Linked DNA regions of Homo sapiens: regions 1 and 2 are each linked to region 3. The links are chromatin contacts, found by Hi-C or POLR2A ChIA-PET in ENCODE. All regions are on one chromosome and are shown on one strand. Each heading gives the region's core, a stretch centred on a gene start or an enhancer-like site at or near the end of the contact. The rest is flanking DNA. Distances are from core to core; before and after follow the strand shown. Region 1 has its middle 37 kb from the start of PRDM2. Region 2 has its middle 29 kb from the start of LRRC38. Region 3 overlaps PDPN (podoplanin).

The links. Hi-C counts contacts between places; a loop is a spot of excess contacts on that map. ChIA-PET counts read pairs that join two places held with the same protein, here RNA polymerase II (POLR2A). Pooled maps may share reads with other maps.
Region 1: POLR2A ChIA-PET joins it to region 3 with 23 read pairs in MCF 10A. The contact joins two enhancer-like sites. A Hi-C loop is called at or near these places in 1 of 168 maps with a recorded cell type or tissue (MCF 10A) and 1 of 50 pooled maps. POLR2A ChIA-PET finds 5 or more read pairs at or near these places in 1 of 52 experiments (MCF 10A).
Region 2: a map of heart left ventricle shows a loop between it and region 3 (28-fold over the local background). The contact joins two enhancer-like sites. A Hi-C loop is called at or near these places in 4 of 168 maps with a recorded cell type or tissue (Right ventricle myocardium inferior, heart left ventricle and prostate gland) and 6 of 50 pooled maps. POLR2A ChIA-PET finds 5 or more read pairs at or near these places in 1 of 52 experiments (MCF 10A).

Annotation. Positions count from the first base shown.
Region 1 is chr1:13,660,986-13,665,241 of GRCh38, reverse strand. No RefSeq gene overlaps it. Among named protein-coding and RNA genes, the nearest start is that of PRDM2, 37 kb to the left of the region's middle. Within about 2 kb of position 2,586, at least 2 of the 41 ENCODE cell types and tissues checked have a DNase peak (open chromatin) inside an H3K27ac peak, as active enhancers do.
Region 2 is chr1:13,541,545-13,545,206 of GRCh38, reverse strand. No RefSeq gene overlaps it. Among named protein-coding and RNA genes, the nearest start is that of LRRC38, 29 kb to the right of the region's middle. RefSeq lists an enhancer at 3,574-3,653. Within about 2 kb of position 1,471, at least 8 of the 41 ENCODE cell types and tissues checked have a DNase peak (open chromatin) inside an H3K27ac peak, as active enhancers do.
Region 3 is chr1:13,598,929-13,602,934 of GRCh38, reverse strand. The region is part of intron 1 of PDPN (podoplanin); the gene reads right to left. Among named protein-coding and RNA genes, the nearest start is that of PDPN, 17 kb to the right of the region's middle. Within about 2 kb of position 1,619, at least 5 of the 41 ENCODE cell types and tissues checked have a DNase peak (open chromatin) inside an H3K27ac peak, as active enhancers do.

The sequences.
Region 1 (4,256 bases), core at 1,337-3,836, 61 kb before region 3:
TCCGTCTCAAAGTAAATAAATAAAATAAATAAATGGGAGCAAGGATTGAGCAAAGGCTGGAAAGAGAATCAATTTCCTGCAAGGATGGGATGTAAGGGGACCATCAGATTAGAGACATGTATGGGAGGGGAAATGGGGAGCACTGGGTTCTTCAACTGTGTCTAAACTCTGTGATCAAGCTTCCTCTCCATTCCTCTAGGAAGTGGCCTTCATCAAAAGAAAGCCCTATGCTTTCAAATTTATGAACTATTGGCTAATCCGTTTTTCTCTTTTGGCAAGATAATTTCAAGGAGGTTTCTCTCTCCACCAAGGATTTGACGGGTGCGCTGTTACATCCCTTGGGGATGAAAAGGGAAACCCAAGTTGTCCTTTTCTTCCCCTAGTGCTTTGCTGATTTAAAATTAATATTTCCTAACTAATCACTAGAAGAGACTAATGATGGCTTAGTCATCAGGTATGGAACAGGAAGTAAAGAAAAGCACCATGCCCTACAGAAATTGGAGGGAAGACTAAGAACAGGAGACTGCAGTCACCTGGGCTGGAAATTGGCCAGGACCACACAGCTAACTCTTACCACTTAGGTGCAGATGTTTTCATGAGCGGAACACAGCAGCCTTCCAACTTGCTTAGTATCACTTTCCAAATTACTCAAGTGCCACCTTTGTTGCTCCTTGGAAGTTGCCCTTGCAAAGACTTGCCCAGTTCAGTCCCTGCCCAGTGATTCAAAGCTGATCATTTTCCATGGTAAAAAGGTCCTACTATTTACTCCAAGACTTTTGACTCTCCTTTCTATGGTAATGCTGTGCAGAGGAAATTTCTCAGGTTATTATTATAGAACGGTGGTTTTTCAACTGGGGGTGATTTTACTCCCCCTAGCTGCTTCCAGGGATATGTGGCAATGTCTGGAGACATTTTGGTTTTCACAACTTGGTGAGTGCTACTGGCATCACTACCCATAATGGGTAGAGGCCAGGGAGGCTGCTCACCATCTTACATTGACAGGACAGCCCCACAACAAGGAAGTATCCAGCCCCAAATGTCAATCGTGCTGAGGTTGAGAAATCCCGCAGGAAGCCGTGGATCTTTTGATAGGGTTGTGCAATCATCACTACAGTCTAATTTACAATATTTTTATCCCCCTTAGAGAAACTTTTTACTCATTAGTAGTCAGTCCCTATTTCCATATTCTCATCTCCCCCCAGCGCCACCTCTTGGCCCTAAAAAACCACTAATCCACTTTCCATACATTAAAGGATGATACAGTTTCTTACTTCACAGAGTAGTATCATCCCTATTTACAGATAGGGCAACTGAGACCCAGAGAGGTGAATGTCTTACCGCTATTAAAGAGAGGACTCTATTACTCAATCCAAGGCAAGAACAGAGGTCACAACAAACTTTTTCCGTAAAGAGTCAGATAGCGAATATTTTAAGCTTTATGGGCCATATAGTCTCCATTGCAACTACTCATTTCTGCTATTGTAGAGTGAGTGCCGGCATAGACAATATGTAAACAAATTGGTGTGTCTGTGTTCAGATAAAACTTTATGGCCTGTAATCCCAGCACTTTGGGAGGCTGAGGCGGGCAGATCACAAGGTTAGGAGTTCGAGACCAGCCTGACCAAAGAGACCAGCCTGGCCAACATGGTGAAACCCTGTCCCTACTATAAATGCAAAAATTAGCCAGGCATGGTGGTGGGTGCCTGTAACCCCAGCTACTCAGGAGGCTGAGGCAGAATTGCTTGAACCCAGGAGGTGGAAGTTGCAGTGAGGTGAGATTGCACCATTGCACTCCAGCCTGGGCAACAGAGCGAGAATCCAACTCAAACAAAACAAAACAAAAAAACCCACTTTATTTACAAAAACAGTTGAAGGGCCAGATTTGGCCTGCAGGCTCTAGCTTGTCAATCCTGGAATTAAACCATTACAAAAGGCCTCACATTTACTTGGACAACCCCCACCCCTAATTCCTTCTTCTGCTTCCCTAGATCCATCCTCCCAGATGATCGTTACCCTAAAGTTTGTCTTTATCACTCTCTGACTTAAAAAAAAAAATCTGCTTACCTAAGCTGTGTGTTGTCAAAACAATGTGTTATCTTCTTTTACTGGGTTTGAGCTTTCAAAATGTCATCATATGGTGTGTGGTCTTTGGCTTTTAAAAATTCAGTCTTACGTTTCTAACATTTATGGCCATCGTGGATTCATTTTCATCACTGTGTGTAAAATACTTCATGGGGTGAGCATACTACAAGTCTTGTAAACACGCTCTCCTTGATGGACATGTAGGACAGTTTATTTGCCATTATAAACAATTATAAAACAATTCCTCTAGAAGCAGAATTGCTAGGTTAGAGGATTAAAAAGCTATTTATTTATTTATTTTGAGACGGGGTTGCCTAGGCTGGTCTCGAACTCCTGGGCTCAAGCAATCCTCCCACTGAGGCCTCCCAAAATGCTGGGATTACAGGCATGAGACACTGTGCCTGGTTTTTTTTTTTTTTCTTGTAAAAATGCCTGAGACATGTAAATTACACAGAGTCTGGAGTCAGCGTGACTTCCTGGCTAATTTCCACCATTTCTAGCTTTGTCATCTTGGGCAAATTGCTGTGCCTGTTGCTGAATCCTCTTTTCTTTGGGGGGGTGGGGTGCCTATGTGAAATGAAGATAATAATGGTATCCACCTCCTCATGTTGTTGTGAGGATTAAATGAAATAATCCCCGTAAATCTGTTATTAGCACACTGGTAGCACAGTTTAGGAGTTTAAGGAGTTTTTTCCTCACTTTGTATTTGTCACATGACTTCTCCCCACTAGGCTGCGAAGTTAGTAAGGGCAGTGTTAAAAGAAAAACTTCAGCTGAATTAATTTTAAATGAGTTTAATTGAACAATGCATGATTCCCCAATCAGGCAGCCCCCAGAATCACAGCAGATTTAGAGAAACTCCAGGGATGCCCCCTGGTCAGAACAAATTTATAGACAAAGAAAGGGAAGTGCCATACAGAAATCGGCAGTGAGGTACAGAAACAGCTGGATTGGTTACAGGCTGGTGTTTGTCTTATTTGAACACAGTTTGAACACTTAGCAGTCTCTGAGTGGTTGAAGTATGGCTGCTGGGATTGGCCAAGACTCAACTATTGTAATTGTTACAGGTGTATACTCCTAAATTAGGTTTTCAACCTTGTCTGCCTATTAAGCTAGGTTACAGTTCGTCCACAGGGGCTCGAATATAGAAGTACGGAGTCCTTCCCAGGCCGTATTGAGTTTGCATTAACAGCAAACTGGGTACTTTATCTCAGAAACATCAGTATCCACCATATGTCAGTTTTCAAATAAAGGTGTGTGAATGAATGAAATGATGAATGAAGGAATGTGTGAATGTGATCAGAACTGTGGCCCTGCCAGCTGCAGACACAGGTGTCAATGACCTGGGTGTCACAGTTTTGAGCATGGGGGTGAGGAAGGTGGGGAGGCAGCAACCAGCGTAGGACTCCCTCCGACTGGGTGGAGTGACTGCTTTGGGTCTGACCGCATTAGTCATAAGTAATTCCCTGGACTTCTGCCTTGGAGGAAGCCGTGCAGGTTTGCTGAGGGAGGCCCTGAAAGTCTGACTCTTGGAGATGAAGAGTCTGTGAGCTGCTTCTTTCCACTTGTGAGTAGCAGATGAGCTGCAGAAGAACTAACCTGTATTAGTCCGTTCTCACACTTCTATGAAGAAATACCCGAGACTGGTAATTTATAAAGGAAAGAGGTTTATACTTATAATCATGGCAGAAGGCAAAGGAGAAGCAGGCACCTTTTTCACAGGGTGACAGGATGGAGTGAGTACCAGATGATTATATAACCATCAGATCTCATGAAAAATCATTATCACGAGAACAGCATGGGGGAACCACCCCCATGATCCAATTACCTCCACCTGGTCCCCTTGACAAATGGTGATTATGGGGATTATGTGGATTACAATTCAAGATGATATTTTGGGTGGGGATACAACCAAACTATATCACTCACTATCACAAAGGAACTCAGCAAGACATGGGACTTTAACATTTGCAGGTCACATAAGCCACTATCATTAAAGTACATTGTCACTAAAGGCCAATTACCATTGAGTCAATTACTTTTCAGAGGCCAGAGCACACCAATAGGAAGTTCATTGTGTGTTGGGATTTTATAAATATATCCCTATAGACACACATGTATAATTTCTCTTTTTTTGAGACGGAGTCTCGCTCTGTCGCCCAGGCTGGAGTGCA
Region 2 (3,662 bases), core at 222-2,721, 58 kb after region 3:
GGGCAATAGAGGAGGACCTCGGTTGTGCAAGCTAAGTGGGATATGCCTATAAAATAGCAAAGGCCAGGCATCATGGCTCACACCTGTAATCCCGGCACTTTGGAAGGCCGAGGTGGGTGGATCCCCTGAGGTCAGGAGTTCAAGACCAGCCTGACCAACATGGTGAAACCCTGTCTCTACTAAAAATACAAAAATTAGTCGGGTGTGGTGGCTCACGCCTGTAATTTCTGCTACTTGGGAGGCTGAGGCAGGAGAATCGCTTGAACCCAGGAGGCGAAGGTTGCAGTGAGCTGAGATCATGCCATTGCACTCTATCTAGCCTGGGCGACAAGAGTGAAACTCCATCTCAACAACAACATAAAATAGTGAATACATATTTGCCTTTTGAAAATCACCCAAATATCACCCAAATCTCACTTTCATTTGTGCAAACCACCAAATGATCCCACACATTGGACCTGAGTGTGCACAGACAACAAGCTCTCCTCCCTGATTTGGTTGGAGGACATTTGGGACAACTGGTCCCCTTCAGAGTGGATCCTTTTTTTTTTTTTTAATTTCCAGGAAGAATAGAGTCTGATTATTTTATCAAGAGCTATTCCCAAGTGATGAGTCTCTAACAGACATTCAGGCGCTGGAAAGCAAGCATAATGCCCCAGTATTAAGTTTACTCGGCTAATTTTAAATCTCTGGGCATCCATCATGTACTTAGCTCCAAATTATACGTTCGGTCTGGGTTTTTCTTAGGCCTCATCTGCACAGCAGGTAAATAAAACAGCCCTGTGGAGGAACCATAAAAAGACTTGTAAAGACTCAGTGTTTCTGGCCTTAGCCAGGGCTGCAAGTCGCCTGTCCAGCAGAGCTGTCATCCAGCTACTGTGCAGTTGGCAATTCTAGGACCGTAACACCACCCAGGATAAATAACAGCTCAGGTTACTGGAGGCCACCAGCCCAAGAGGTCCTCAGCCTGGACCTCTCCTGGCTAAATCATTTGCCATCAAAACCAGCCTGTTCTTCCTGCAGTCTCTGGAAATGATCACTCTGGGACATTTGCAGTGACTGTCCTGGCCGCGAGACGGCAGCAGGGCAACATTCCGCCGTGGGTGCCAGGCCAGGAAGAAATGGTTTGGCATTTTCCTTTCTGTCCCCCAGCATGATGCCTGGAGACAGGACAAATATAGCGTAAACAATAGTCGAAGGCTGCAATTTGAGCGCCACAGCCTCGGAGGCCAGCTTCTTCTCTTTCTTTTTTGAATTTTTTTTTTTTTTTAAATCTAATGAGAGGGAAATGAGCCGGGTGTTTGGAAATAGAATTCCTCTTTTTCAGGTCAGGGTCTAGGCTCAGATTTGCCTGGTTGGAACAGAGCCCTGTTTCTTCTAATATGAAGTAATAAATGCATTCACTCACTCGGCAGCAAGTTTTCGAGCACATACCAGGCTGCTCAGTATCGAGACAAGCCGGGCACTCTGTGGGGACACCAAGAATGCTAAGGACTTCCCGGGGGGAGCTGGGGAGGTGGGTGCCAGTAGGGGCGTAGGTAGGAGCTAGGCCAGGTGTCACTGAAGTAGGGTTGAAGGATGGACCTGACAGTGCAAGTGAACATCGTAAGGGTGCAAGGAGAGTGGAAACTTCAGACAGAGGCTGGGTCGTGAGCGATGACATTGAGCTGGCTGTCAGGAGCTGGCCCTGGGCAGTTTAGGTCATCGCTGGGCCTGAGCCACCATCCTCCTGGCCTTCTAGTCTGACTCCCTGCTTCTCCTCAGACCCCCACTCCACACCAGCCTCACCCAGCAGCTAGCTGGGTCTTTAAAAAATATTAATCCCGGGCCAGGCACGGTGGCTCACGCCTGTAATCCCAGCACTTTGGGAGGCCGAGGTGGGCGGATCACGAGGTCAAGAGATCGAGACCATCCTGGCCAACATGGTGAAACCCTGTCTCTACTAAAAATACAAAAATTAGCTGGGTGTGGTGGTGTTATGCTACTCTCAGCTACTCGGGAGGCTGAGGCAGGAGAACTGCTTGAACCTGGGAGGTGGAGGTTGCAGTGAGCCAAGATCGCGCCACTGCACTGCAGCCTGGCAACAGAGCGAGACTGTGTCTCAGAAAAAAAAAAAGGCTGGGCGCGGTGGCTCATGCCTGTAATGCCGGCACTTTGGGAGGCCGAGGCGGGTGGATTACCTGAGGTCAGGAGTTCGAGACCAGCCTGGCCAACATGGTGAAACCCCACCTCTACTAAAAATTCAAAAAATTAGCTGGACATTGTGGTGGGCACCTGTAATCCCAGCTACTTGGGAGGCTGAGGCAGGAGAATCGCTTGAACCTGGGAGGCAGAAGTTGCAGTGAGCCTGGGCAACAAGAGTGAAACTCTATTTCAAAAAAAAAAAAAGAAAGAAAAAAATTTAATCCCGGCCAGGCACAGCGACTCACACCTGTAATCCTAGCACTTTGGGAGGCCAAGGCAGGAGGATTGCTTGAGGCCAAGAGTTCAAGACCAACCTGGCCAACATACCAAGGCTCCCTCTCTTTTGTAAAAAATAAATAAATAAGAAAAAAACATTAATTCTATCAAGCCCATCCTTCATGCAAAGCTCCCCCAGTGGTTTCCCAGCTTACCGGTCTCAGGGGCTACCACAGTCTGCCCCACAGATATCTCCTGCACAGCCCTCTGACAGCCTCTCATACCTTCTGCCTTCCAGAACACACTGGCCTCCTTTCAAATTCTGGAACTTTCCAAGCCTTAGGGCTATAGGACTTACTGTTCCTTCTACCAGGGCCTGCTTCTCGGGCGTGGACCCCGAACACTCTGTCTTGCCATCCTGAAATTCCTCATAATTTTTGAGCGGGGCCTCACGTTTAGTTTTGCGTTGGGCCCTGTGAATGTGTAGCGAGTCCTACCTCTAACTAGAACGCGCTGTTTTCTGTGGGTCTGGCTCCTTCAGTCAGCCGGGTCTTCCCTGCTCAAATGTCACCTCCTCCGAAGGGCCTTCCCTGGCCATCTGTCTGAAGGAGCTCCACTGGTCTCCCTCCACCCCAGAACCGCTTTCTTCTCCTCACGACACCATCCCACCCGAAGTGACCCCATCCTTCAGCTCTCTCCCTGTCTGCTGTCTGCCCTGTCCTGTTCATACCTACCTGCCTGCAGCGATGTCCCTGACTCAGAGCTCAGAGCTGGTGGCCCCGTCAGCACCTGGTGCCTGTGAGTGGCATGAAGAGGACAGGCTTGGGAGGAGGGTGGGTGCTGGGTCCGATGCGGCAGGGGAAGCCTGGGGGCTCAGGAAGGAGCAGTCAAGGGGCTGGGGGGCTTTCTGCTTAACCCCTGTGGAATAGTTGCCCTCTCTGAGTGCAGTCAGCAGTCATTTCATTGGTCTCTAGTAGGACCCTGTTCACTTGCCGTGCAGGATCATTGTGTTATCTGCTTGTGGGTCACTCAGCAGGATTTCTTTCCAGGAGGCCCAGAGTCATCATTAGAACAATCGCCCACCGTCCACCTAGAGATGAGTTAGCACCAGCATCTGAGGCTTGGGAGGAGGAAGGTCAGGCTGATTTTGTTTCTGTTTCTGTTTCTGTTTTTTGAGACAGGGTTTCTTTCACTCTGTCACCCAGGCTGGAGTGCAGCAGAGCAATCATGGCTCACTGCAACCTCAACTGCCTGGGCTCAGG
Region 3 (4,006 bases), core at 370-2,869:
AGTGCTGGGATCACAGGCATGAGCCACTGTGCCCAGCCTGCCATTTCTTTAAAAATACTTTAGAGTTGGCCAGGCACGGTGGCTCACGCCTGTAATCCCAGCACTTTCGGAGGCTGAGACGGGTGGATCACCTGAGTCAGGAGTTCAAGATCAGCCTGGCCAACATGGTGAGACCCCGTCTCTACTGAAAATACAAAAAAAAAAATTAGCCAGGCATGGTGGTGCACACCTGTAATCCCAGCTACTGGGGAGGCTGAGGCGGGAGAATCACTTGAACCCAGGAGGCAGAGATTGCAGTGAGCCGAGACTGAACCATTGCACTCCAGCCTGGGAGACAAAAAAAAGAAGTACTTTTGAGTTTAGATGTAACATTCAATCAGGCTGTTATTGTAATAGTCCAAATTCTTAATAAAAATCTTTTAAATAAGTGATTTCAGTCTTCTGGTTTTATTTACACTTCTTTGATTTGTGGAGCGAGTTGTTTCATCCATTTGTCTTCTTTTGTGACCGTTTTTGTAATGGTCACATGGCATTCCCTCTTATAAGCACTGTTCATACCTTAAGAATGTATTCTTTGGCCTAAATGCTGCTGGCATTTTTTTTTTTTGAGACGGAGTCTTGCTCTGTCGCCCAGGCTGGAGTACAGTGGCACGATCTCGGCTCACGGCAAGCTCTGCCTCCTGGGCTCACGCCATTCTCCTGCCTCAGCCTCCCAAGTAGCTGGGACTACAGGTGCCCACCACCACACCCGGCTAATTTTTTTGTATTTTTTAGTAGAGACAGGGTTTCACCATGTTAGCCAGGATGGTCTCAATCTCCTGACCTTGTGATCCACCCGCCTCGGCCTCCCGAAGTGCTGAGCCACCCAAAGTGCTGAGCCACCCAAAGGCATGAGCCACCCAAAGGCATGAGCCACCCAAAGGCATGAGCCACCCAAAGGCATGAGCCACCCAAAGGCATGAGCCACCGCACCCGGCCTACATCTTTCTTTTGCAAATGACCAAGCTATCAGTAGTCAAACTTCTTAAACTTGTTTTCTCTTTGACATCACACTCACAAACTCTTCCTCAAGATCACATAAATATTCACCTATGTTTTCCTTATGGTATTGTACTTACGTTTAATATTTTTGTCTGTTTATTTTGAAGTATTATAATAAAAGAGAAATATAATTTCCCCCCAAAAGATTAGCCAATCACCCTGATAAATCCTCTTTTCCCCACTGCTTCAAAACCAGCTGTCATTGAGACAAATCTTTTCTTTCCAATACTATGTCATGGCTGGGTGCAGTGGCTCAGGCCTGTAATCCCAGCACTTTGGTAGGCCAAGGCAGGCAGATCACCTGAGGCCAGGAGTTTGAGACCATCCTGACCAACATGGCAAAATGCTGTCCCTACTAAAAATACAAAAATTAAGTAGGCAGGATAGCACATGCCTGCAGTCCCAGCTACTCAGGAGGCTGAGGCAGGAGAATCGTTTGAACCCAGGAGGCAGACGTTGCAGGGAGCCAAGATTGTGCCACTGCACTGCAGCCTGGGTGACAGAGCAAGACATGGTCCCAAAACAAACAAATACTATGTCACAGTTACAGGAGAAACTTAGCACAAGGCCCAGCTTAAGTGGCCTGGACACTGCCAACTATCCCCACTCCACATGGGCCCTCTGTCTGCAGAGTCTCCAGAAGCTGTTTCTAAATCCGTGCTCTCTTCACTGTAAGCTCCCTCTTCCTCCTCACATCAGCTGACAGCTGCTGAGTTAAATCAGTGACCAGGGAGTAGCTAGAATAAAACTCAGTGTTTAGGGCAAGGAGGAAAAGTAAGTATTCAAACAGGTGCATTTGGGGTCGTTCAAGATCTGGCACTGACGCAGCATTGTAAATTCCACTTAACGTGGAAGACACCTCATTGTCCTAACACCCTCTCACATTTGCTACTCACAATGTAGGGTTTACATGGCGTCTCCCAGCTGACTTTATTTCACAACAGCGCTGTGGTGGCTAGGCCCTTAGCCTGCCTTCACAAAGAATCTTGTTAGGCCAGTTTAGCAAGAGTCCCCCCAACCCCATCTCTTAGGAATTTTCCACCCACTGATCCCCTCATTCTGCTTGTGGGCTACAAATCCCCACTTTTCCTTTCACCCAGAGGTGAACCTGAGCTCTCCTCCCTACTGCAATGCCCCTTATTACAGGGGTCTTGACTAAAGTCTTCCGTACAATTTCAACAAGTGTCAGAATTAGTGTTTCTTTAACAAGGTCGGAAGTTAAGTGATGTGGCCCAACGCGGTGGCTCACGTCTATAATCCCAGCACTTTGGGAGGCCAAGGCAGGTGGATGACCTGAGGTCGGGAGTTCAAGACCAGCCTGGCCAACGTGGTGAAACACCTTCTCTACTAAAAGTACAAAAATTAGCTGGCCATGGTGGCGCAGGCCTGTAGTCCCAGCTACTTGGGAGGCTGAGGCAGGAGAATCGCTTGAACCGAGGCAGAGGCTGTAGTGAGCTGAGATTGTGCCATTGCACTCCAGCCTGGGTGACAAGAGTGAATCTCCATCTCAAAAAAAAAAAAAGAGTTAAGTGATGTGCCAAGTTCATGATTCATTAGCGGACACAAAGCCAAATATTCTAACCGCATCCCTGGACTCACCAACATACAACTAAAAAGCAGCTGTGCATTTTCGTGATGTGCTCTCCCGGCAGCTTTGGGCTAAAATGCCTGCTGCCTCCCTCCCTGGGTTCTGAGATCCTTCCCCTTCTGCCCAGGTGCCATCCTCATCTTCCCAGAAATCACGTTCCTGGTAGTCAGGAACAATTGCTTCCCCTGGTACCTCACTGCCTCTTATGAAATCCCATCTTGTTAGAATCTTCCAGTCTTATTTAATGACCACAGTCTTGACCTCCTCCAGTGTGTCCCCTTACTAGGAGAAATCTGGACGAATCTAAACTTTCAGCAATGGCAGGTTAGAAGGAAGGTATGACTCACTCTAAAGGAGGTGTTGCTTTGAGCAGCAGCAGCCCTCTCCCCGCTTAACTGTGCAAGTTAAGGCAGCAGCAAAAACCAAGACTGAAGCCTGCATGAGTTCACCTCTACAGCCCCAGCTCCCAGCATTTATATTCCTTCCACAAATATTTACCAAGCACCTGCCAAGAGCTGGGCCACATTCTCATCACTAGAGACAGAGAAGTGAATAGGTAAGGAAGATCTCCACTCTTAAGGACTAGAGTACTCTTGGAGTGGGGTGGGGTCACCATAAAAAAATAAGCAACACATCAGATAAGCTATTAATCCCAGCACTTTGGGAGGCCAAGGTAGACGGATCACTTGAGGTCGGGAGTTTGAACCCAGCCTAGCCAACATGGTGAAACCGTCTCTACTAAAAATACAAACATTAGCCAGGCGTGATGGTGGGCCTCTGTAATCCCAGCTACTCAGGAGGCTGAGGCACAAGAATCACTTGAACCCAGGAGGTGGAGGTTGCAGTGAGCTGAGATTGCGCCACTGCACTTCAGCCTGGGTGACAGAGCAAGGCTCTGTCTGAAAAAAAAAAAAAAAAAAAAAAAAAAAAAAGATAGCTTCTCGAACACATCAAGATAGCTTCCCTCATGCCTTCAGATCTCAGGGAACTTTCTGGCCGGGCATGGTGGCTTACGCCTGTAATCCCACCAGCACTTTGGGAGGCTGATGCAGGTGGATCACACGGTCAGGAGATCGAGACCATCCTGGCCAACATGGTGAAAACTCGTCTCTACTAAAATACAAAAAATTAGCCAGGCGTGGTGGTGCACACCTGTAGTCCCAGCTACTCAGGAGGCAGAGGCAGGGGAATCCCTTGAACCCTGGAGGCGGAGGTTGCAGTGAGCCAAGATTGCGCCACTACACTCCAGGCTAGTGACAGAGCGAGACTCCATCTCCAAAAAAAAAAAAAAAAAGGAGGGGGGGCACTTTCTTGGACTGTCCATTTAAGCGAGTACCCCTCCCCTCTTCCACGGCACATATACCTGAATGCTTACCC